2 separate regions of the Homo sapiens genome follow, and region 2 is linked to region 1. A link is an interaction called in ENCODE POLR2A ChIA-PET data of the cell type or tissue named here. Cell type or tissue: IMR-90. All regions are shown on one strand.

Region 1 (2,500 bases):
ACACGCAGATCATTTCTATGCTTAGAAGCCTATTTTACTGAGCACACATAGAAAAACAAATGTCTAACACCTTTGGCAAAGGCTGCCTGGAGTCCCACAGGGGTATGCATGAAAAAGTCTCCTGCCTTTTTAACTAATCGAGTTCTGACTAGGTTCTACAATGCATCAGATCAAAAGGCAGGGATTTAAAATACTACAATCGACATTAAGTGCATTTCTTTAGTTTCTAAGTGAGTCAGAAAATGCGGCACAGTTAAGCTATAGACGTTTGCAGGCTAAGTCTTCTCCTTAACCTCAGGAGTCAGGACAAAGACAACAGGCCCTTAGTTTGAGTCTTCTCCGCTACACAATGGGTGTGAGGTGAGTGACTATTTCCAATTTGCATGATTCCTATAATTTCCCATCATGAAATGGAGGAAAATGCCATTCACCCACATAAGAAGTCTCACTGAAAAGCAAAGCACTTCTCTCTATTTACTTAAGCACTGGGCTAGAATACAGAGAAGTACAATAAATTCTAAACATGGTGCACATCTGGTCCAAAAACCACAATCAGTTTATTGCTGCATCTGAAACATTTTCAGCAACTGTCATATAATACATTTTCACACATTTCTAACAAGACATTTTCTTGGAAACAAAACAGACAGGTATATCTGTCAGTTCCATTTCTTGCAAACAAAACAGAAAAAATGTTTGGCTCAGATGTCTGTACCGTCTTTGGAGCAGTGTAGCTATCATATGAGGAGGGTATTAGTCAAAGATGCCAAAAGCTCGGCGGTTACTTCCAAAGAGTGGAATTACTGGCTATACAGAAAAATAAGATATATGCATGTATGTATGCACCTCCCTTCTTTCCCATTCCAACAGAACCATTTATTGCACTTACTTGAAAGAGATGTACCAGGGTCTTGTTAAACCCATCTATCTCCCAGTATGAAAATACTACGCTCCCTATTAAGTAGAATCTTCTCATCCCTGTGGCTCTTTGAGCAGAACTTTATTCAACATTTTATTAAAAATTAAAATGCAATTGAAATCACATTAAGATGCTTAAAAGCTCCACATTTTTACCCTAAACCCCTCACGGGCATTCACAAGGAGAGAACAGAAAGGTATCTGATAGCCAGAGAGCCCCAAACCCAATAAAGAAGGCTGCCAAAATGTCCCAATATAGGCCCCAGTGAAACCATTTACTGGCTCACTGTTGGCTGCATAATCTGCCTTTAAGCACTTTCTCCTCTGCAAAAACCCCAGAACTCCTTTAAGAGCCATGTCTCAGCACACAAAACTTTCAAGTGACTCACCCTTCCCTCCCGCTTCCCTGGCCCAGCCCCACAGCCCCTCACACCAGCCATGCAGTCTTTGACCTTTCCTGATAACCCACTCACAGTTCATTCTGCCTGCAGGGCAGACAAGAAACGCACAGGGGCAAGATTACTGAAGCTTTGACAACATTCATAAAAAGAATGGACATAGTCAACCCCCTTGCACACTTCTGAACCTTTGCCTGTGTGGCTGCCTCCACCAGGAATGCCCTGGCTGACTTTGCCTGGCGAATGACTCATTGTGATTCGCAGCTCAGTTCAACTAGGGCTTTTTGGTGACAGCTTTCCCTGACACCCCTTCCCTTGCTGAATGAGGTGGTCCATCCTCTGGCATGGGGCAGAGCATCCCATACATCCTGCTCCCACTCCAACCTATTGCACTGGTATCCAATAGAAGGCAACATGTGTCACTGTGTCTCCCGCACCAGCCTGCAAGCCCCTTTAGGCAGGGCCTTGGTCATGTTCTTGTATCCCCAGCCCCTGGGATACTGACTTTTATATGGAAGGGACTCAGCAAATGTTTACTGAATAAAAGAATAATGGCAGCAATCCAGAAAATTCCTGACTGTGCCCAGACTGAAGGGCTCCAGTTGCTTCTCCATGAACAAAAAAGAGAACCTCAGGAAATGGCCAGTTGAAAGTTTTCAGATCTTTCAACCAACAAGAGCTGATGGTAAGGATGTCCAATGGACTGTACGAACATGAAGGAGGAAAATGCATGCTTTCTCAAGCTGGGCCTGAAGTCTTGCTATTAGAATTAGAGAAATACGAAAGTGATAAAGGAGACCACCCAAGAGAAGGGAATTTGGGTTACTGCAGTGAATAGGAGACTGAAGGGTGAGTACTCTCCACTCTGAAAGACGGCAGGTGAACGAAAGGCCAGGATCTAGGTGAGAAACCAGGGAAGGGGAAAGTGGGACAAGGATTTATTTGTCAAATTACAGCACCCTAGAATGGCAAAGGGTCTCTTGAAGATAAAAAGAGGTACATTCAGGAAAAATTTTAAGACTCTCCCCATGTGAGCAGATTAGTTTAAAAGACAAGCACAGAAGGGATTGAGGCCCACAGAAAGAAGGAACCCCATGTGGTGCTCATTTGAGTTGAACAAAGGGACCTGCACTGATGAATATATATGGGACTGGTCCCGTACCTAAGTTCCCATCCAGAAGAGA
Region 2 (2,500 bases), 640 kb before region 1:
TGCCTGGTTATCTTATTTTATTTTTTGGTGAGACAGGCTTTTGCTTTGTTGCCCAGGCTGGTCTCAAACTCCTGACTTTAAGTGATCCTCTTGCCTCAGCCTCTCAAAGTGCTGGGATTACAGGTATATGCCACCATGATTGGACTTAATTTCTGTTTCTTCCAAGCTTTTCTATATGCCCTTTGGATTCAAGAGATCACCATCATCAGACTGGCTCAGTTTCTCAGTGCCTCAATTGCAGATGCCTGAGAAAGAGGGTTTGATGGTCTTTGGTCTGGAGTCCATATGTATCCCATTCAGATGGACTTTGGAGGGTGGGGTCTCTAAGAAGAGGTAATGGGTAGAGCCATCAGGACTGACGTATATTCTCCATTGTATAAATAAATACATGAAAACGGAATGAATGATTGGATGATTCATGTGTGTATGAATGGAAGATGAATAAATGAATGAGAGGTGGATGGATGACTACCAAGCCCAACCAACCCATTTAGGAGAGAGGTGGGTGGGATTACATGGCTTCTCTCTATGTCATGGGTTCTTAACCAAAGGTTCATGGATAGGCTTGAGAAGGTCTGAGAACCCTCCGAAGTCATCTATTAAAATGTCGTGTACATGTGACTATATGTATTTTCTGGGGAGAGGGTTCATAGTTTTCATCAGAATCTCTAAGAACTCTACAATCTAAAAAAAATCAAGGAACCCTGATTATGAATCCTTGGGATTTTTGTTCTTGCTAAATAGGAAATGCTGGCCGGGCACAGTGGCTCGCGCCTGTAATCCCAGCACTTTGGGAGGCCGAGGCGGGCAGATCATGAGGACAGGAGTTCGAGACTGGCCGGGCCAACATAGTGAAACCCCCGTCTCTACTAAAAATATAAAAAAATTAGCCAGGTGTGGTCCAGCACCTGTAACACCAGCTACTTGGGTGGCTGAGGCCAGAGAATCGCTTGAACCTGGGAGGCGGAGGTTGCAGTGAGCCGAGATCGCTCCATTGCACTCCAGCCTGGGTGACAGTGTGAGACTCCATCTCAAAAAAAAAAAAAAAAAAAAGGCTGTTAACATTGTGACATCCTGAGAAGCATTCCTTCGAGCCCAGTATATCGCAAAGCTAATTGAGCCAGAAAAAGTCAGAATTCATTCATTCCCTTTTCTGCTATCCCTCGTCCATCCAATTGACTCACCAAATTTCTCACCCTCTCTTCAAGACTGAAAACCCCTGGCCCTCCATGTTATCTACTTTTCCCATAAATAAAGTCTAGTTTAAAAGTAGCTGAAAGCAGAGAGTTTTTATTTTTAACTTTGATCCAAAAATGTTGCTTGTCTCCCCACTTCTGTCCCTTTCCTGGCCACAAACATTTTTGCTGGTTCATCTAGCTGCCTGAAACCACAGCCCCTCAGAGCCAGAAGGGCCCTTAGAAATCAATCTGGTCAGAGCATTTCACCTGGAGGACTCAGCCTCCAAAAGATCATATGAGAATATCTGTGGGAAATTCTAAAAATATAGTGAATATTATAATATTAAATATACAAAGCAGAAGTATTTTTTTCTAACAAAAGCTGTCAAAGGTAAAGCTTGAGAAATACTTTTGTTTAGTATGACTATATGGAAGATAAATTTTCTTCTTCCTTTTTTTTTTTTTTGAGATGGAGTCTCGCTCTGTTGCCCAGGCTGAAATGAAGTGACGCGATCTTGGCTCACTGCAACCTCTGCCTCCCAGGGTTCAAGCTATTCTCTTGCCTCAGCCTCCTGAGTAGCTGGGATTACAGGCATACTCCACCACACCTGGCTAATTTTCTTACTTTTAGTGGAGACAAGTTTTCACCATGTTGGCCAGGCTGGTCTCGAACCCCTGACCTCAAGTGATCTGCCCACCTTGGCCTCCCAAAGTGCTGGGATTACTGGCATGAGCCACTGCGCAGGGCCTGGAAGATAAACTTAGTAGGAGTAGAAACAGATATCACGAGGCCTGAAGCTTATATAATTTGGGAAGCCTCCTTTAAAAAGAATATAATTACCAATAAAAATTTAGCTACAAAAATAAGTACTCTTCTTAGAATTAAGGAAGAAAACTTTAAAGCTGACAGATAACATAAACATCAAAAGCTGGAAACATGTTTTTATTGTTAGTATCATAAATTAACTAACCCTCTTTTATAATACTTTCCTGCATCTTTGGCTGTATTTTGCTTTTTCTGTTCATTGGACAATGATTTTATAATGTCATTTTCTATAAAGAGGATAGAATGAATATTCTAGCATGGCTGGCTGAAAATTGTATTTATTGTATTTTGTTTTCATTGTTAGCTTAGACAAATTTCTTTATGCACATCCATAACTTTCTCAGCAGTTTCTTGCTGAAGTGTGCTTCTTTCATGTTGGCAAGTCCTGGGAAAACTCCAGCGTTTGATCTCCCTCGACCTGTTCCACCCATCTCCCCTACTTTTACGCAAGTCCTCTTGGACCAGGCGGTCCCCACTGGGAATGCGCAGCCTCTCT

What was found. Peaks named below come from ENCODE experiments on the same cell type or tissue, not always from the same donor. Only the 100,000 strongest peaks of a DNase experiment are listed, where the experiment ranks them.
Region 2: POLR2A ChIA-PET joins it to region 1 with 5 read pairs; 2 of 35 experiments call an interaction of 5 or more read pairs at or near these places.

What each region holds. Positions count from the first base shown.
Region 1 is chr13:50,410,427-50,412,926 of GRCh38, reverse strand. All of the region lies in intron 3 of DLEU1 (deleted in lymphocytic leukemia 1), which reads right to left. Among named protein-coding and RNA genes, the nearest start is that of DLEU1-AS1, 120 kb to the left of the region's middle. In IMR-90, no CTCF peak of the experiment used is centred here; DNase peaks (open chromatin) are centred at 1,286 and 1,556; H3K27ac peaks cover 899 bases.
Region 2 is chr13:51,054,055-51,056,554 of GRCh38, reverse strand. It overlaps the pseudogene GUCY1B2. Among named protein-coding and RNA genes, the nearest start is that of C13orf42, 56 kb to the left of the region's middle. In IMR-90, no CTCF peak of the experiment used is centred here; no DNase peak of the experiment used is centred here; H3K27me3 peaks cover 149 bases.